Linked DNA regions of Homo sapiens: region 2 is linked to region 1. Evidence: read pairs that join two places in POLR2A ChIA-PET (ENCODE). Cell type or tissue: GM12878. All regions are shown on one strand. Links, peaks and the distances in the headings refer to the core of each region. The heading gives the core; the rest is flanking DNA.

The links. Peaks named below come from ENCODE experiments on the same cell type or tissue, not always from the same donor. Only the 100,000 strongest peaks of a DNase experiment are listed, where the experiment ranks them.
Region 2: POLR2A ChIA-PET joins it to region 1 with 16 read pairs; 2 of 35 experiments call an interaction of 5 or more read pairs at or near these places.

The regions. Positions count from the first base shown.
Region 1 is chr2:75,426,488-75,437,008 of GRCh38, reverse strand. No RefSeq gene overlaps it. Among named protein-coding and RNA genes, the nearest start is that of EVA1A-AS, 92 kb to the left of the region's middle. RefSeq lists enhancers at 3,443-3,602, 3,633-3,712, 3,913-4,182, 4,193-4,272 and a silencer at 3,753-3,842. In GM12878, for the core only: no CTCF peak of the experiment used is centred there; DNase peaks (open chromatin) are centred at 4,008, 4,998, 5,471, 8,218 and 1 weaker place; H3K4me3 peaks cover 2,853 bases; H3K27ac peaks cover 5,959 bases.
Region 2 is chr2:75,051,089-75,061,609 of GRCh38, reverse strand. It overlaps TACR1 (tachykinin receptor 1), which reads left to right. Exons shown (of 5, transcript NM_001058.4): 3 at 7,855-8,005; 4 at 10,163-10,359. Among named protein-coding and RNA genes, the nearest start is that of MIR5000, 34 kb to the left of the region's middle. RefSeq lists a silencer at 7,823-7,902. In GM12878, for the core only: a CTCF peak has its summit at 7,897 (motif pointing left); DNase peaks (open chromatin) are centred at 5,049, 5,619 and 7,889; H3K4me3 peaks cover 366 bases; H3K27ac peaks cover 2,821 bases.

The sequences.
Region 1 (10,521 bases), core at 826-8,825:
CCACCTCCTGACAAGCCCTAGTGTGTGTTTTTCCCCTCCCTGTGTCCATGTGTTCTCCTTGTTCGGCTTCCACTTATGAGTCAGAACATGTGGTGTTTGGTTTTCTGTTCCTCTGTTAATTTGCTGAGGATGGTAGCTTCCAGCTTCATCCATGTCCCTGCAAAAGACATGATCTGATTCCTTTTTATGGCTGCATAGTATTCCATGGTGTATATGTACCACACTTTCTTTATCCAGTCTATCATTGATGAGCATTTGGATTGGTTTCATGTCTTTGCTATGGTAAGTAGTGCTGCAATAAACATACATGTGCATGTGTTCTTATAGCCAAATGATTTCTATTCCTTTGGGTATATACTTAGTAATGGGATTGCTGGGTCAAATGGTATTTCTGGTTCTAGATCCTTGAGGAATTGCCACACTGTCTTCAACAATGGTTGACCTAATTTACATTCCCACGAACCATGTAAAAGCATTCCTATTTCTTCACAGTCTCACCAGCATCTACTGTTTCTTGACTTTTATTTATTATTGATAGTAATAGCCGTTCTGACTGGTGTAAGATTGTGTCTCAGTATGGTTTTGATTTGTATTTCCCAAATGATCAGTGATGTTGAGCTTTTTTTCATGTTTGTCGGCTGCATAAATGTCTTCTTTTGAGAAGTATCTGTTCATATCCTTTGCCTGCTTTTTGATGGGGTTTTTTGTTTTTTTCTTGCAAATTTGTTTAAGTCCCTTGTAGATTCTGGATATTAGACCTTTGTCAGATGGGTAGATCACAAACATTTTCTACCATTCTATAGGTTGCCTGTTCACTCTGATGATAGTTTCTTTTGCTGTGCAGAAGCTCTTTAGCTTAATTAGATCCCATTTGTCAGTTTTAGCTTTTGTTGAAATTGCTTTTGGCATTTTCATCATGAAATCTTTGCCTGTGCCCATGTCCTGAATGGTATTGCCTAGGTTTTCTCCTAGGGTTTTTACGGTTTTGCATTTTACATTTAAGTCTTTTATCTATCTTGAGTTTTTTTTTTTATTATATTTTAAGTTCTGGGATACATGTGCAGAACATGCAGGTTTGTTCCCTAGGTATACACGTGCCATGGTGGTTTGCTGCATCTAGCAACCCGTCATCTAGGTTTTAAGCCCCGCTTGCATTAGGTATTTGTCCCAATGCTCTCCCTCCCCATGCCCCCAATCCCTGACAGGCCCTAGTGTGTGATGTTCCCCTCCCTGTGCCCATGTGTTTTCATTCTTCAACTCCCACTTATGAGTGAGAACATGTGGTATTTGGTTTTCTGTTCCTGTGTTAGTTTGCTGAGAATGATGGTTTCCAGCTTCATCCATGTCCCTGCAAAGAACACGAATTCATTCTATTTTATGGCTGCATATTATTCCATGGTGTATATGTGACACCTTTTCTTTATCCAGTCTATCATAGATGGGCATTTGGGTTGGTTCCAAGTCTTTGCTATTGTGAATAGTGCTGCAATAATCATATGTGTGCATGTGTCTCTATAGTAGAATAATTTATATTCCTTTGGGTATATACGCAGTAATGGGATTGCTGGGTCAAATGGTATTTCTGGTTCTAGATCCTTGAGGAATTGCCACACTGTCTTCCACAACTCCCACCAACAGTGTAAAAGCATTCCTATTTCTCCATATCATCTCCAGCATCTGTTGTTTTCTGACTTTTTAATGATCGCCACTGTAACTGGCGTGAGATGGTATCTCATTTGGTTTTGATTTGCATTTCTCTAATGACCAGCGATGATAGATTTTTTCATGTTTGTTGGTCATGTAAATGTCTTCTTTTGAGAAGTGTCTGTTCATGTCCTTTGCCCACTTTTTGATGGGGTTCTTTGTTTTTCTTTCTTGTAAATTTGTTTAAGTTCCTTGTAGATTCTGTATATTAGACCTTTGTCAGATGGACAGATTGCGAAAATTTTCTCCAATCTGGAGGTTGCCTGTTCACTCTGATGATAGTTTCTTTTACTGTGCAGAAGCTCTTTAGTTTAATTAGATCCCATTTGTCAATTTTGGCTTTTGTTGCCATTGCTTTTTGTGTTTTAGTCATGAAGTCTTTGCCCATGTCTATGTCCTGAATGGTATCGCCTAGGTTTTCTTCTAGAGTTTTTATGATTTTAGGTCTTATGTTTAAGTCATTAATCCATCTTGAGTTATTGTTTGTATAAGGTGTAAGGAAAGGGTTCAGTTTCAGTTTTCTGCATATGGCTAGCCAGTTTTCCCAGCACCATTTATTAAATAGGGATTCCTTTCCTCATTACTTGTTTTTGTCAGGTTTGTCGAAAATCAGATGGTTGTAGATGTGTGATGTTATTTCTGTGGCCTCTGTTCTGTTCCGTTGGTCTATATATACATCTGTTTTGGTACCAGAACCAGGTTGTTTTGGTTAATGTAGCCTTGTAGTATAGTTGGAAGTCAGGTAGTGTGACGCTTCCAGCTTTGTTCTTTTTGCTTGGGATTGTCTTGGCTGTATGCGCTCTCTTTTGGTTCCATATGAAATTTAAAGTAGTTTTTTTCTAGTTCTCTGAAGAAAGTCAATAGTAGCTTGATGGGAATAGCATTGAATCTATAAATTACTTTGGGCAGTATGGCCGTTTTCACAATATTGATTCTTCCTATCCATGAGCATGAGATGTTTTTTCATTTGTTTGTGTCCTCTCTTATTTCCTTGAGAAGTGGTTTGTAGTTCTCCTTGAAGAGGTCCTTCGCATCCCTTATAAGTTGGATTCCTAGGCATTTTATTTTCTTTGTAGCATTGTGAATGGGAGTTCACTCATCATTTGGCTCTCTGTTTGTCTATTATTGATGTATAAGAATGCTTGTGATTTTTGCACATTGATTTTTTATCCTGAGACTGCTGAATTTGCTTCTCAGCTTAAGGTGTTTTGGGGCTGAGACAATGGGGTTTTCTAAATATACAATCATGTCATCTGCAAACAGAAACAGTTTGACTTTCTCTCTTCCTATTTAAATATACTTTATTTCTTTCTCTTGCCTGATTGCCCTGGCCAGAACTTCCAACACTATGTTGAATAGGAGTGGTGAGAGAGGGCATCCTTCTCTTGTGCCAGTTTTCAAAGGGAACGCTTCCAGCTTTTGCCCATTCAATATAATATTGGCTATGGGTTTGTCATAAATAGCTCTTATTATTTTTAGATATGTTCCCTCAATACCCAGTTTTTTTAACTGTTTTTAGCATGAAGGGGCATTGAATTTTATCGAAGGCCTTTTCTGCATCTATTGGGGTCTCACCCAGTTGGGTGGCACGGGGAGCAGGACCCATTTAACAAAGCACTTTGGCTGTCCCTTGGTGGAGGGGGTGTGCCATGCTGGGGGGAAACTCACTCGTCTGAGTTGCCCGGATTACTCAGAACTAGCAGGAGGAAAGACTAAGTCTGCTGGTCTGCAGAGAATATAGCCACTCCTCCTCCTAGGAGCTCAGGCCCAGGGACATCAGAGTTCTGTCCCTGAGCCCCTGAATGGAGTTGTTGGAGTTCCTCCAGGGAGGCACCCCAGTGAGGAGGGATGGGTCAGGGTCAGGCCTGAAGATGCACTCTGGCTGCAGTCTGCCACAGCCTGTGTGTTGCCCTGTGAGGAATAACCTCTTAAGACCAAGCCTTCCAGCCTCCCTGGCTCCAGCCAGGGAAAAGTGCAGCCTGGAGCTATAGAGATGGCTGCCACCCTTCCTCTACCCCAAGAGCTTAGTGTATTAGACAGCTAGCAGTCCCATTGTTGGCTGCTGCCCTTCCTCCAAGTCTCTTGGAAGGCTTAGACAGTAGGCGGCTGCCCCTCCCCACCAGGAACTCAGCCTGTTTAAGCAGTTTCTAGCTGAGTGGCTGTTGAGAATCTGCTCAGCTTTGTGGTTTTCTAGGCCCCAGTGGTGTGAGCTCACTAGTGAGATTTTCTAATCTGTGGATTACACAGTTCCATGGGAAAAGCACAGTTTCCCAGGCTGGATAGCACTCTTACTCACCACCTTCCTTGGCTGGGGGGTGGAAGCTCCCCTGTCCTGTGTGGCTCTCAGGTGGGCCACTGCACCATTCTGCTCTTCCTTTCTTTCTGTGGGTCACGCCAGCTGCCTAGGGTCAGTCCTGATGACAGAACCTGCATACCTTGGTTGCCGGTGCTGGATTTGCATGCTGTTTTGGTTCTTTTCAGTGGGAGCGTCTGATCACTGCTGCTTCTAGTTGGCCATCTTGACTGCAGTCATTCTTTCTATCTTAGAGCTTCTGATAGATGTGTAGTAGTATCTCACTATGGCTTTAATTTGCATTTTCCTAATGGCTAAAAACATAGAACATCTTTTCATGTGCTTATTTATCTTCTGTATTTGTTTTTTGACGAAATGCCTTTTCATGCCTCCTGCCCATTTTCTACTTGGATTGTTAGCTTTTTTGTTATTGAATTTGGAGAATTTAAAATATATATATATTCTTGACATTAGTCCTTTGTTGGGCATATGGTTTTAAAATATTTTATTCTCCTCTATGGTTTGCATTCTTATCCACTGTTACAGTTTTTTCTGATTCATTCTAATTCCTAGCCTCTTTCCTTCAATGCTGTCTTCAGAGGTATTTTAGTACCAGGAACTCCTAACATGAAAATCCTTGTAGGATTCCAGTAGAGACTGGAAAATTGTTTATAAAACTGGTAAAATTTACATAAATATCTGGATCTTAGCTTCTCCAAAAGAATCAGGTAATCAGGCAACACTGGTTTGCATTTATTTTGATAACACTCAGAACTCACTTTAGATAGTACTCTCTGAGTTTTCACTTTCTTCACTTTTTCCTGTTGGCTAATAACCAGACTGCTTTATTTACTTCTGTTAGAGTTTGTATATGGTTGGTTTGTCCCACCAAATCTTACATTGAAGTTTGATCCCAGTGTTGGAGGTGGAAACTACTGGGAGGTATTTGTGTCACTGGGGGTGGATCCCTCATGAATAGATTAATCCTTTCTCTGGGGAGGGGTTGAGATGAATGAGTTCTCATACTATTAGTTCCCATGAGAGCTGGTTATTAAAAAAGAACCTAGAGTTTCCTTCTCTCACTTCCTCTCTTACCAGGTGATCTCTGTACACATTGGCTCCCCTTTGCCTTCTGCCATGAGTGAAAGCAGCCCGAGGCTTTTGCCAGATGCAAATGCCCAATCCTGAACTTTTCAGCACTCCAGAATTGTGAGCCAAATAAATCTTTTTTCTTTATAAATTGCCCAGCCTCAAGTATTCTTTTATAGCAGGACAAAATGGACTAAGATGCTTCTTTACCTGCCTAGCCCTGGTAGGCATTAAGATTTTAACCCCTGGCTGACACAGTACAGTTTAAATTCTCTTGCATGATATGGTAGGCTGAATTATGTTCCCCAAAAACACCTAAGTCCTTGTAAAACAAAAATAAAATTCTAACCCCCCCACCCCCACCCCAACCATCTGAATGGACTTCCTCCTCAGCCAGGACACTCTTAAAATTTAACCTGAAAGATTGGTTCAGGCCATTGCAGGAAGTGGGGCTCAGACATGCCTCATTACGCCTCTCTGGCATTAACATCAACACAGACCTTAAGTCTGATAAGAAGTATTTACAATCTATTCTCTCTGAAGCCTGCTACCTGAAGACTTTCTCTGCACACTAAGAACTTTAGTCTCCACAATCCTTTATCTTAACCCAGACATTATCTATTTTCTTTCTATTGATCCCAGGTCTTTATATAAACTCAACCATTTGGCAACCAGAAAATTTAAAAATCACCTATAATCTGGAAGCTCCCCCCAGCCCCCCACTTCAAATTGTCCTGCCTTTCTGAACTGGACTCATGTATTTCTTAAATGTATTTGATTGAAGTCTCATGTCTCCCTAACATGTATAAAACCAAGCTGCACCCCAACTTACACAGCGTCCATGTGAAGAGACCACCACAGGCTTTGTGTGAGCAACAAGGCTGTTTATTCCAGCTGGGTGCAGGCGGGCTGAGTCCAAAAAGAGAGTCAGAGAAGGGAGATAGGGGTGGGGCCGTTTTATAGGATTTGGGTAGGTAGTGGGAAAATTACAGTCAAAGGGGGTTGTTCTCTGGCTGGCAGGGGCAGGGGACATAAGATGCTCAGTGGGGGAGCTTTTGAGCCAGGATGAGCCAGGAGAAGGAATTTCACAAGGTAATGTCATCAGTTAAGGCAGGAACAGGCCATTTTCACTTCTTTTGTGATTCTTCAGTTACTTCAGGCCATTTGGATGTATACGTGCAGGTCACAGGGGATATGATGGCTTAGCTTGGGCTCAGAGGCCTGACACAACCCCCTTGGGCACGTGTTCTCAGGACTTCCTGAGGGCTGTGTGACAGGCTGTGGTCACTCGTATTTGGCACAGAATAAATCTCTTCAAATATCTTACAGAATTTGCCTCTTTTTATTGACATCCTGATTCCTAGAACCTGCAAATACGTTACCTTATGTAGCAAAAGGGACTTTGTTGAGGTTGATTAAGTTAAGGATCTTGAGAGGGGGAATTATCCTGGATTATCTGGATAGGCTTGATGTAATCACAAGGGTTCTTACAAAACAAGAGCAGAAGGGACAGGGTCAGAGACGAGATGTGGACAGAAGCAGAAGCTGAAATTATGCACTTTGTAGACAAAGGTAGAGGCTGCAATTCAAGGGATGCAAATGGCCTCTAGAAACTGGAAAAGGCAAGAGAACAGATCTCCCATTGAATGTCCAGAAGCAGTGCAGCTCTTCTGATACCTTGGTTTTAGCCTGTAAGATCTATTTTGGATTTCTGACCTTCAGAATTGTAAGCTAATACATCTGTGCTGTTTAAGCCACTAAGTGTATGGTAATTTGCTACAACAGCAACAGGAAACTAGCACTCACAGTGTTTAAGTTTATTTACTACCTGACTTCAACAAATCCCTGAATGCTGGTTTCTTTCCCCTTTGCTCCATTCTCTGTATACCCTATAGTCTCCACATGAAATTACTCATCATTCCCCAGGACACCATGTTTTTCACATCTCCATGTTTTTGAGTCATGCTTTTTGCCTAAAATTCTATCTCTTTCCATAAAACTTCTAGAAAAGAAAGGGGGAAGCCTACTTTAATATTATAACTACCAAAGATATTTTTACCACTTACAGTGCAGACAAGCTGAAGTTGATGAAAGATGCCACAGATCATTCCACAAGTTTCCCACCTGAGAGAGTACACCCTATTATAAGAGTCCCATTAAGATACCCTAATTTGGAAGAATTCAAACTGGAAAAGAAGGCAGTTCTCTGTGGATCAGGTGGGGAGTTCTTGGCTTGATGTCCTTTTAGCATTGTAGAATAACACTGGGAAGCCAATGTGATGGGAGGTGCAAAGGCAGGTATGGGCATGGCAAATGGAAAGGTGACAAATGGTGGGACCTCCTAAAGATGCAGCTTCTTTGTGCCTTTCTGTGGATCCCAGTTTTAGTATTTAGCATGTCATGCATTTGTAGTTAAAATCTAAAGCTAACTTAAGAAAAGAGTTGAGACTGTAGTCAGCCAGGTTCAGCTTTGCTTGCAGCACTGGTGGTCCCAGGAAACAGAGCAGCTGTCTCCCAGTGGAACAGAAAGAACTGCTCTAGCTGACAGCAGTTGCATTTGCACCGACTCAACCAAGGCAGTGAGCAGTTCCCACCACATGCCTATGGAGACGTGCTGCTCCCAGGCTGCTGGGCACCACTCAGTCTGATTCCTGGCTGGGCTCACTGCCACGTCTGCTGAACCACTTTGTTTTCCAAGATCTACAATGCCACCAGTATGACCAATTAATATTGCCAAGGCACCTGCCACAGTTGGCCATGGCTTCTGGGAATGGTAGTGACAACAGATACACAGGCAGGACACAAACCAAGCTTTGTGGGTAGTTCCCAGCATTTTACCAAAACTGCCTCTTTTGCTGCAGGGAGATATTTTCCCTTTCAGATATGGAACTTTCCATTCGAGACGCCCATACTCTACCCCAGCCAGCCTCCTCTTCCACAGGGAGATGCATCATCTTCTCATAATTCCTCTTTATGCAGCCCTTAAGTATGGCCTACACAGCACATGCTTAAGCACAGCAGAGCTTTCCTCTTAAGCCTGAGGTCTTTCACGGCACCTCTTCCTCTGGCACTGCACTAGCAGGGCAGTGAGATTTCAGAATCCTGACATTCTGCTGCCACTGCTCATCTGCTTGATTTGCATGCAAGGCAGAACCCTCTCTAAAAGTGACAACTAGAAAGTATTTTAAGATGCCGGCTCCTAGCATTATTAATCCACCTAATATGTCTCTGAGGGACTAGGGGGCAATCTTGTAACTCCATGCTGGTTTTTCAACAGTGTTAGCATGGGCTTTTATCAGAGACTTTAGAATTTTCAATTGCTTCTATGTAGCTACTTCCAGGATTTCTTCACCATAATTAGTTCTTGTCACATGTTTAACCTGTTGTTTTCAGAAACTGATGAAACCTAATGAATTCTTTTAGAACTATATTGTTTAGGGAAAGGTAGACGTGTGGGATGAAGAGAAACAAAGCCTTATAGATGCTCAAAAATCAGCCCCAGCTCTAAAGAGATAATGCAGCTTGGATTTTCTGATACTCTCCTTGAACTTTCCAATCAGGAAATAGGCACTGGGAGAGGGAAACCACATTTTCCTCTCTTTTTCAAAAAAAATGTTGCCCAACAGGTTTGTGCTATTTCTGATAACAAAGCCCGTGTGGGCTGTGTCATCCAATTATATCCCCGTAAGATCTTTGTGATAGATTGATTTTCACTCCCAGTTGATGAAATTGTTGTCTTTTTTTCCCCTTATGTCTTCACAGGCTTTTTAGTGGAAAGTTGAAAAATGCTGCATTTGGGCCCACTAGCTGGATTGCTTGCTAAATCAGACTTCTAGATGTAACTTTCAAAAGTCTGTTTTGTTCTTTTTTTTTTTTTGTCTATTCAGAGAAGCCCATTTTATGGATTGTAGAACAGGGCCAAGTGGAGGTGGTTATTATGGAGAATGAGGAGCTGCATTCAGTCTTTAAGAAAACCTTGATTTGAATGGAAAGCTCAGAAACCCTAAGCTTTTACATTTCCATACTTGCTGGAGTCGTGGTGCCAATTTTTATTTCCTTTGAATGAGAGACAGGTAATTTGTAGTTTATTGTGCCTTTACAATGCAATGCCTGATGCTTTGTTAACTAACAAAACAACAAATTTCATCATGTGTCAGTTAATGATATCTTCTCTCCCAGTGTATGGCTTTCTTGAATACTCAGAAATTGTCTTAAAATTTGAGGAGTTTTCTTTTGAAATATAGCTGTCACTCTAATTCCCTATCCCCCTTTCAGTCTTCATCTTTGGAAGAAAAATTTGCACTTGTCGCCACATTCTCGCCTGCTCCCCGCCCCCCGGGCCCCCAACAATTTCCCCAACCTCTCCCCAGTCACTCCTTTGCTTACTGGATTCTGGGCCACCATCAGTCCATGGCAAATCATCGTGAAGGCCACCACTGAATTGCTAACAGCCAAATTCAACCTCCAAACTTTTTTTTACCTGATTTCACCTCCTGCTTCATTTTTTTAAATAGGAAAAATGAATGTGAACAAGTTTGAATTTTCTCACATCACGCATTCTTACTCCCTTCCCTGTTGAGTGAGCCTATCTGTTGTTCAAACTCCATTCTTGAGACCCTTTCATTTCCTCTGGACTCTTACTCCATCAATAGCTTCTCTAGTATATTCCGATTTCCTCTTTCTACTGGCCACTTCCAAATTAGCCTATGAATGTGTTTGAGTATGTCTCATCTAATACACACAAACACACACACACACACACACACACACACACACACACACACACGCTTTGTCCCTTGATCCTGTGTCCTCCTTCAACTCTTAGATTATCTTTCCTTGAAAAGCCAAATTGGTTAGCAAAACAGTTTCCACTTGCTATCTCCAAATTCTAACCTATCATTTTCTCTTGAAAACTTCAAACACCTTTTTGTGGCATCTAATGGGATGATTATACGTTTGTATGGTTTTCTTTTCTTATCTGATCAGTGAATGTCATGAATTATTTTAAAAAAATGTTGATCAATCCTTGGAGCGCCTTTTTTTTTTTTTAATTCAACCTGCTAATGTTTTATTTGGCAGTTTGCATGTCACAAATATTTACCCCTGTTTTCTTCTGAGAGTTTTATAGGTTTAGCTCTTACATTTAGGTTTTTGGTTTTCAATTTATTCTGAAGTTAAACTTAGGATTTATATTTAGAATCTAGACGGTGGTTCTGAAAGTACTGCTCCCACACCAGCAGCATCAATACCTCCATAAACTTGTTAGAAATGCAACTGCTTATAGGAATGCTTTCACACTGTTGGTGGGAATGTAAATTAGTTCAACCATTGTTGAAGACAGTATGATGATTCCTCAAATACCTAGAACCAGAAATAACATTTGACCCAGCAATCCCATTACTGGGTATATACCCAAAGGAATATAAATCATTCTA
Region 2 (10,521 bases), core at 955-8,954, 380 kb after region 1:
CTGGCCTGTCTCTGCAGAAAGATGGGACATGTACTCGTGTCGCTATAACCCAGGGAAGACTGGGTGATGTGTCAGAGAGGTACAGAGGGCTTCATATCCCCTATCCTTTCAACCAAACACACAGACAGCTTCCTTCGGCCCTTGGCCCCATTTAACGACTGCTCTCTCCTCTCCCTTTCGTGGCCAAGTATATTAAGAATGGAATCTACACCTACTGCTTCCACTTCCTCACTTCCCACTCGACTCACCTGGTCCATCATCACCTTCTCTGACGATGCCACTAAAATTGAATCTGCCCTGGGTCTCTGATGTCCAAAGCAGAGAGCAAGTTCCTACCCTCATCCTCCCTCCCCTCAGAGGCAGGCTGTACCCGCCCCTGGAGTCTCTCTCCCTCCTGCCCCTCCCTCTCCCCTCCAGCCTCTCCCCTGGAATTGCCCCCAACCGCAAGATGTGGACCTCCTCTCTTCTCATGGCCATCTTGCATCCGCTTGTCTTCTTATGGTTTTTGGACACATGAGGACTCCCAAATCTAATACCAGCCCAAATCCAGATACAGACATCTAACTGCTGGCCCTCAAAGTCAACATATCCAAAAGGCAATCTACCAACTTTGCCCGACAAGCCTGTTCCTCTTCCCTGGGTCCCCACACTAGTGACAGTCACCTTCACTCCCCCATTCACCCAGGCCAGAAATTCAGGTAAATTCTGCCATCCACAGCCAAGTCCACCAGCTCTTCCCCCAAGCCACAGTGCTTCCTGAATCTCTCCCCTCATATCATCCATCCATCCTGCCACAGCCCTCACTCAGGCCAGCGCCACTTCCTGCCAGGCCCGCAGAGCACCCCAAAGGCTCACTGCCTCTGGACTTTTCCACCTCCATCCATGCTCCACTATTGCCAGAGCACAAGTATCTGACCATGTTCATTCTCTGTTTAAAACCACCTCATGGTTTTCCACCAACTTCAAAATAAATCACAACTCTCCAGTCTGTCATAAAAGGCCCTTTGTGATTTGCTTCTGTCTTCCTTTCCAGCCAAGTCTTGTGGCACTTCTTCACACAGCCATGTCCTTTTCAGTTCTAATGGCATCTTAGTACCTGCCTCATGCCAGGCTCCTCCCCCATGCCTTTGCACTTGCTCCCTCCCCTCCCTATAGTGCCCAACTCACCTGCCTACCTCCAACTTGTATATCAGGGCTTAGCCATGCAATTCCTCCTCCAGGAAGCTTCCCTGACCAGCTTGGTTGAATATCTCACCAATGCATTATGCACTAACGCACATGCACAAAACACTGGACCATGTATTTAGGCTTATTTTTAATTTTTACATTGTATCTATATTTGAAAAAGGCTCACTCGTGCCTCTCCTTAATGTCTCCACTCCCCTTGAAGAGGTAACCACTGTCAGCCACTTCCCATGGCACACTCTTTGGCACTACTCCCCTGCAGACTGTGAGCTCCGGAAGAAGAAAACAATGACTAGAACTCTCCTCAGTGTCCCCAGCCCCTAGCACCAGACCAGATATAGAACAGGTGCTGAATAAATCTTTGCTGAATTTATCGATTAACCAGTTGCAATTTTTGCCTGCCTGCAAGAGAACTTTCAAAGGTCTTTGGAATTTGGCTCTAACACCCAGATGTGAGTGAACCAATAAATACATGAGTATTGCTTTCTTTTACTATCAAGAAGCCACATGGACCTGAAATTTTTTTTCCAGGAAGTAAAAAGTCAAGCATCTAGCACCATGCTGTGAGAAGGAGAGAAAGCCTGAAGGACATTTGAGGAAGAGCAGGAGGAACGAGGCTGCTCAGCTTGTATCAAATGAGAGATGGCCTCAAAAGCCCTCAATGCAAAGGGGGCTCTGGGGAACAGCAGGTTCATGGTCACCTTGCATTTGCAGGACCATCCCAGGAGGTTTGCAGATTCAGGTTTGTTTGTGACATAGGATAAAGTGTGAAAGCTACGTGACCACAGGTTTTTTCACTGGGTTTAAGGAGGAACTGCATCAGTTGCAGCTACCAGCATCAAAAGTCTCAATGCCAGTAATTCTCAGCCCCAGCTGCACAGGAGTATCACCTGGAGAGCTTCTAGATCTCTGGTGCCCAAAGCTGCACTGCAGGCCAATTAAATCAGAAGCTCTAAAGTGGGATCTACACATTGGAATTTTTCAAGGCTCCCTAGGCAATTCCAATGTGCAACCAAGACCAAGAGCTATGTGCTTCCAACTTGAACATACACAGGAATTACTGGGTAGTCTTGTTAAAATGCATATTCTGATTTTGTCCCTCTGGGGTGGAGCCTGAGAGTCTGCATCTGTAATAGGCTTCCAAGGGTTGCTGATGTAGCTCAGCTTTAGAAGTAGTGAGCAGCCTGTCACAGGGGTATTCAAGAAGATTCTGGATGATTATGTGGTATGGATATTGCAAAGAATGGTAATGCACTGGATTGGGGTTGGGATTCTATCAATGCTCTTCGACCTTTCTGTAACAGCTGAAATTTTCTACCCACCCACCCCGAAACAATATCATCCACAGAAAGCCAATATGTAAACCCAGCAAAGCAGAACTATCTCATTAGAATAAAGATGGAGAACCCAGAGCTGTGCCCTCTTGGCTGCCTTCTTCCCCTACCTTAAGGCACCCAGAGTCTCCTCCAAGTACATTATGAAGACACCTAGTTATTATTTAATTAGCCTATCAACCTTGATTTCAAATGCTGAGGATTATTTCAGAAACTGAAACTGTTCTTGCTTTCAACAATGATCCCACTAGTGAGATATAAGGAAACCTAGATTAATGAGCACCAAGATATTGTGGCATTAAGGACAAGGGAATCTGCAGGATTTGAGGCTACATGGTCTGCATTCAGCAAGCTTATCCTGTAAAATGTGTCAAGCCTCATTCACTGCTTACAGGGATGAACAAAGGCATGAAGTTGTTGCTTGAGCCTTCCTTCTGAAAGTTCCGATAAGCTCATCAGCAGGATTTAATGATCAAAATCATGGTGCTGGGTTCTCTCAGGTCTATGACAACCCAGCACATATCTCACCAGGTGGGGGTCAGCCAGTCTCTTCTGTTGCTGTCTCTTGCTGTTGCTGTTATGTTCACTTATAGTGCATCCTTAACCCCAGATCTCTTCTCCCAAGGCAGATATTAATTCTGAGAGCTGATAAAATCCTAACTGGCAGAAATCTAGGAAATAGCAGAATGAAAGCCAAAGCAAGCATAGAGCCACACAAAATAAGATTGTGCTGGCTCATTGACCAGCTCTCTAAAATAATGATTTTAACAAATATATACATATAAATAGACATATCTCCAGTTAACTACAAGATATGATTTTAAAAAATACTTTTCTGAAAAAGACATCAAGATCAAAAAAAGTATTTAATTTTATGTTTTCTAATAATGGAATTTCATTGATTTGACCTACATTCACTTATAATTTTTGATAAGTTGGACACTGTTTGGATTGAGCATTTGTAATTTCTATGTAAATGGGGTTTATCTAAGCAATATTTAGAAGGATGTGTTTAACCTTTTATCTCATCCAAGGATCAAATCTGCCTTTTATTTTTCAGTGGGGATGTGGCACGGGGAGGGTGTAGTTGTCAAGTGCCTGGGGGAGCAAAAGACTGCGAATCTGGAAACCTAGAATGCCAGCTTAGCTGAATTTTTCTTACATAATTTATTACTAAATTTTATTGTGATAAAATATGTATAACAAAATTTGCCATTTTATAGTGTACAATTCAGTGACACCAAGTAAATTCACAATGTTGTGCAACCATCACCACCTTCCATTTCCAGAGATACTTCATTTCGACCTTTCTGTAACAGCTGAAATTTTCTACCCACCCACCCTTAAACAAAGTTATCCACATCTTTATCTCAAACAGATTCTGTACCCATTAGACAATAACTCCCATCTCCTCCCTCCAACTCCTGGTAAACCTCTCATCTACTTTCTGTCTCCACGAATTTGCCTATTCTATATAGATCATATAAATGCAATCCTGCAATGCTTTTCCTTTTGTGTCTGACTTATTCAGTTAGCAGAATGTTTGCAGGCTTCATCCATGTTGTCGCACATGTCATAACATCCTTCTTTTTTAAGGTTGAATGTTTCACTCGCGTCCATGTGAAGAGACCACCCAACAGGTTTTGTGTGAGCAACAAGGCTGTTTATTCCACCTGGGTGCAGGCGGGCTGAGTCCAAAAAGAGAGTCAGTGAAGGGAGATAGGGGTGGGGTCATTTTATAGGATTTGGGTAGGTAGTGGAAAATTACAGTCAAAGGGGGTTGTTCCCTGGTGGGCAGGGGCGGGGGACACAAGGTGCTCAGTAGGGGAGCTTTTGAGCCAGGATGAGCCAGGATGAGCCAGGAGAAGGAATTTCACAAGGTAATGTCATCAGTTAAGGCAGGAACAGACCATTTTCACTTCTTTTGTGATTCTTCAGTTACTTCAGACCATCTGGATGTATACGTGCAGGTCACAGGGGATATGATGGCTTAGCTTGGGCTCAGAGGCCTGACAGAATGATATTCCATTGCAAGTATAAGCCACATTTTGTTTGTCCATTCATCTATTGGTGGGCATTTGGGTTGTTTCCACCTTTTAGCTGTCGTGAATGATGTTGTGTGCAGATTCAAATAATGTCTGTTTGAGTCCTGGCTTTCAATTTTTGGTGTCTATACCTAAAAATAGAATTGCTGGATCCTATTTCTATGTTGTATTTAATTATCTCTATAGGAACATGGAAAAACCAATGCTCCTGACTGTAACACATTTTAGCTGAAATTAAGCCCATTTTTTTTGTTGTTTTCAAATAAATAACAATAACTTTTGCTTCTTTAAAAAGGGAGGGATTTTTTAAAGGCTGATAAATTATGTTTACGTATTTATCTTTGCATGTTCATAATGATCTGATCTGTGATTTCACAAAGGGAAAGAGCAGATTGTATTTTGTATTCAGGTATGGTGTGGCCAACAGATCAGGACATGGTTACCACTGAAAGACACTTTATTACTCACAGTTCCCAAGCTGAAGGGCCATGGCCCCACACCAAGCCAAGCCACACAGGAAAGCCTTTATTGGGGTTTTCTCAGGAAGGAGCAGGCAAGGCCGGGTAAACAGGTTTAAGATTGGCTGGTTTGAATAACTTCGGCAGGCTCCGGGGTGTAGGAGCTGCCCCTAGTTGTCTGATGCCTGCCGTTGGGTGATTAGGGCGGGAAAATAGTGTCCTACCCTGTAAGAGCCCAAGAAAGCAAGCAAGTGGAAGTATGGGCTTTGTTTCGGTTAGTTTGCATATGAAAGGCATCCAAGTGGAAAGTTGTTTGTTTTCCAAAGGAATTAGCTCTGCCTGAAACAGTCCCTCCCTGAGCTGCAGGGACCCAGATGCCAAAGTATCAGATACAGAACCAGAAAACACAGTTAATACACACTTGAATAAAGTCATTAAATCACGGACAACAATGGAGTCCCAATAGACTTGCATACCTAAGGTCTGAAACAGTTCTCAGTGCTAGATGTCTATTACAGTAACTTGGGGGAAGTTTCTAAAATGTAATTTCCTGCTCCCAACCTCAAGTCAATTGAATGAATACCTTTGGGCACTGATCATTTTAAAAGTTTCCCTGGTGATTCTCTTTTACATTTGCGGTTGAGAACCGTTGGCCTAAGACAATGTTTCTCAAAGTCTGAACCACAAACAGCAACATCGGCATCTCTTGAGAACTTGTTAGAAATGCAAATTCTCAGGCCCACCCCAGCCCTGCTGAGTCTGAAACTCTGGGTGGGACCCAGCCCTGTGGGGTTGTCGAAGCCCTCCAGGTGATACTGAAGCCCACTCGAGTTTGAGGGCCACTGGTCCAGGGTAAGGAGTATCGGCGAGTTGACCATAGTGTCCCTCCCATCACACTCAGACCCAATCTTGCTCAGTGCCCTGTAGCAATGTCTCGGCAAAGCTCAGCTAACATGTTTTGGTCACAAACTATTAGTCTGCATGAGGCAGGGCTGTTCTTTCAGGTAGGAGAAGTCAGTGCAATTTGGAGGTTTTCAAGTTCTCCCTGCCCCTGTAGTCTCCAAACATTTTGCTTACAAGCAATGCCATTACAGCAACCAGGAGGGACTGAGATCAGCTAGGAAACACAATATGCTGTCCCTGCCATAGTGGTTGGAGAGCCCTGAGGCTCCCAAAGGAGGCGACAATTCAGAGGGCTTTGAAAGCCAGGTGAGACTGGAGCAGCCTGTCTGCACAGAACACATGCACTCACACCCTGCTTGGTGCAATCTGTGATTTGTCACTTAAGCAGTCTTTGAGTATCTTCAAATGCAAATTTGATATGCAGAGGGACTGAATAAGTAGCAAAAACTGTGGGGCTTTACAAAGAAGTGATTAAAAGCAAACAGTATCTACAAAGGAGAAATTGAGTGAATAAGTGGGTTTTCCTCATTGGAAGAAAATCATTGCATAAAATAATCATGAATGGTAAACAGAGGGGAAGAAAAAAATCATTGGGTGGCTTTTCTCCATTGACAAAAGGCTGGTTTTCTGACATCACAGACCTGGATTCTAATCTCAGCTCCTCCCTTTACCAGCTGTGAATTTGGGAAAATTAATTAAATTCTAAATGTGGTTTCCTCGTCTACAAAATGGGATTCATAGTACCTACCCAATCATTTGCTTAAGGATTAAATAAGATAATGCTAGTAAAATGCTTGGCTTTGTGCTTTTCATCAACACTCAAATTTAACTACCATTTCTGCTATTAATACTATCATTAGCATTATTATTAGCACAGTGACCTAGAGTAAGTGCCCCCAAACATTAGCTGTTCTTCCTAGTATTATTATTATTATTATTAGGAATTCTGAGTATCTCCATTATACTCACATCTAAGAAAAGGGCTGTAACTAACCAGACAAACCAAGGACCCCCAAACCCCCAAGAAAAATATATTTTCCCAAAATTCAAAAACCTTATTTAAGTCTGAAAAGGAGCCTTCCCTTTAACAGAAAAGGATAAATTGTGCTGCTGTAACAAACCTCAATATCTCAGTGGCTTAACACCACAAAGGTTTATTTCTTGCTCATGTCCCAGTCAAACGTGAGTCAGTTGGCACCTGTCCTCCAATGGGTAATTCAGGGACCCAGGCAGCTTCTATCTGAAGATATATTCTTAAAGCCCAGTCTTAGAAATGGCTTATGCTATGTGGCTTTCACCCACCCACTAATTCTAGTTCTAGGATTACTCTTATCTCTCTCATTCAGGCTAATTATTCTGATACCGATAAATTCACTTATCACATAGCATAAACTGGGCCTTATCAACCATCATGGTAGTTCTCAACTGAACGTACTAGTTGGTCTACAACCCTGCACTAAGTTGAGCATAAGTGTAGTCTGGCGGGTATGAATTGAGTGGTATAATTACTTCCTTCATTCAGAGACTATACTTCTATTAATGTAGCCTGAGTTTGCATTCTTGTTTTGGGGGGTGGTGTGGGGCAAGTGATATTGAACTGATCATCAACTGAAATCGCTATGGGTATACAACAGATTCAGTGCCCTGTCATCAATGTTTTCTTTTTTTTTAATCTGAACAGGAGTATTCATTATGGAAAAAGTCCACAAGAAAAACATAAATTGTTTTCTGTAGTGTATTCATTAGTATTACCTATCCACCCTATGCAGGTGACAAGTCTCCCTGGAGTGGGCTTTACAGCCCAAGCTTATTAATGGCATATGCTGAGAAAGGTAGCTGCCAAACCTTGACTGCAATAACAATAACAAAAATTAAAAACCTAAAATAATAAGTATATCATACTGACCTTTCCTGTTTACCTTGCTGTAGGTACCACATCTGTGTGACTGTGCTGATCTACTTCCTCCCCCTGCTGGTGATTGGCTATGCATACACCGTAGTGGGAATCACACTATGGGCCAGTGAGATCCCCGGGGACTCCTCTGACCGCTACCACGAGCAAGTCTCTGCCAAGCGCAAGGTGAGCAGGGGACAGGCAGAACTAACCCACCCTGGCACAGACAACAGGCTGTCGAGAAGGGATGGCACACTTGTGAGCCCCAGAGGCAGCTAGCACAAAATATCCCCAGGTATGGGGAGCAACAGAGAGGAGGAGAGGAATCTTTCTTCAGTGTCTTTGGAACCCAGATCTGGCTGGACAGGCATGAGCCACTTCGCTTGCTCTTAAAGAGTAATTGCAACCTCTTGATCCATTAAAACACACACACACACACGCACACTTAAATAAAAGATCAGTGAAGAGTGATTTGGTCCTCTTCTTAAAGTTTGACAAGATAATACATTCACGTGGTTCAAACATCAAAAGGCATTCAAAGGAACAAAATTATAGTGATGAAGAACGGATCAGGGGTTTCCAGGAGTCAGTGTTTGAGGGGGCTTGGGAGGAGTGGCCTACAAAGCGAGAGCGTGAGTGAGTTTCTTTGCAGTGATGGAGCAGCTCTGTATCCTGACTGTGGTGGTGTTTTCATCTATACCTGTGATGAAATTTCATAAATCTATACACCAAAAAAAACAGTGCATGTAAAAACTGGCAAAAACCCAAATATAGTCAGTAGTTTGATGAATGGTCAGTGTCCTGGTTTTGATAATGTGGTATGGTTATGTAAGATGATATCATTGGAGGAGGCTAGGTGAAGACTACCTGGAACTGCTTTGCACCACCTTTGCAACTTCTCGAGGGCCTTCAATTAGTTCAAAACGAAACATTTAAAAAAATTTAATTCTTATCATGGAAAGCCTCTCTCCCTTCTAGATCTGTCATCTACCCAGGTCCCAAGCTTGCACACACACACGCACACACACACACAGATATGCATACAATGGTAACCATTGTTATCTGTTTCTTAACCCTTCTAGCTATTGGCACTTATAAATAAGTAAATATATATTATTTTCTCTTCTTTTTTACACAAATAGTAAATACACACTGTTCTCACTTATTTCACTTAAAATTGACAAGATTTTTGAAAATCAGTATATAAAGAGCTTTCTCATTCCTTTTTTTTTTCTTTGGTACTTCTTTGCTTAGTATTCTCTGTTGGTACTTCTCTGCATAGCATTGTATGAATGCTGTAGAGTTCTTTGCTAAAGATGCCTTGGGAAGGGGTTACATCGCATGGTGTCTTAGTCCATTTGGGCTGATGTAACAAAATGCCTTTGACTGGGAGCTTATAAAAAATAGAAATTGATTTCTCACAGCTCTAGTGGCTGAAAGGCCCAAGATCAAAGCACAGACGGATTTGGTGTTTCAGGAGGGCCTGCTTCCTGGTTCATGGATGGCACTTTCTAAGTCCTCAGATGGTGGAAGGGGCAAGGGGTCTTTCTCAGGCCTATTTTATAAGGGCACTAATTTAATTGATGAGGGCTGTGACCTGAAGACCTAATTAGTTCCCAAAGGCCACCTCCTAATACCATCACCTTAGGGGTTAGGATTTCAACATATAAATTTGAAGTGACACAAACATTCAGATCATAGTATCCAGTATTCACAAAACCTTTTAAATCGCTTTTAAACATCTGGCACTCTCTGACTGCAGCTAGTCAAATCTTTTCCCTTCTCCTTCCCTCCCCTTCAGTCTCAAAACCAAGCAGCTTGCCCTAGCTCACTGCATCTCCCCTTGTCCCACCCCTTCTGCTGTGCCCGCCCACCCAGCCTGCTGTTCCAGGCCTTTTCCTCCTGAACACCCTTTCACCTTTGCTCATTAATTTGTCTCCCTGTGTTCCTCCAGTCATGAAGAATAATGTAACACAGTAGTCCCCAAATGTGAGTATGCATCAGAATCATCTGAAGGGTTTGTCACACTCAGAATTTGGGGTCCTATCCCCAGAGTTTCTGATTTAGTAAGTCTGAAATAGGGTCCAAGAATTTGCATTTCTAACAAGCTCTGAGGGGATGGTGATGATGCTGGTTTTGGGACCACACTCTGAGAACAGCTGACATAACCGAAGTCTTGTAGCACCATATAGTAAAGATCCTTTCTCCTCCTTGAAGGGGCGTCTTTTAAATACTTCTCGCTTCATCCCATACTGTGCACAGTGAGGGCGTGGGAGGAGAGAGGAAGCAGCCGTGAGAGAGGGGGATGTGCTGGTGGTCTCACCTGTCTCACCCTCTTGCCAGGTGGTCAAAATGATGATTGTCGTGGTGTGCACCTTCGCCATCTGCTGGCTGCCCTTCCACATCTTCTTCCTCCTGCCCTACATCAACCCAGATCTCTACCTGAAGAAGTTTATCCAGCAGGTCTACCTGGCCATCATGTGGCTGGCCATGAGCTCCACCATGTACAACCCCATCATCTACTGCTGCCTCAATGACAGGTGAGGATCCCAACCCCATGAGCTCTCCAGGGGCCACAAGACCATCTACATACACAGTGGCCAAGCGGCCATCCTAAATGAGTAAACCCAGCTGTGAGACAAGAGGGACAAGTGGGGACTGCAGCTAACTTATCATCACACAACTCAGCCTGGCTGATTATC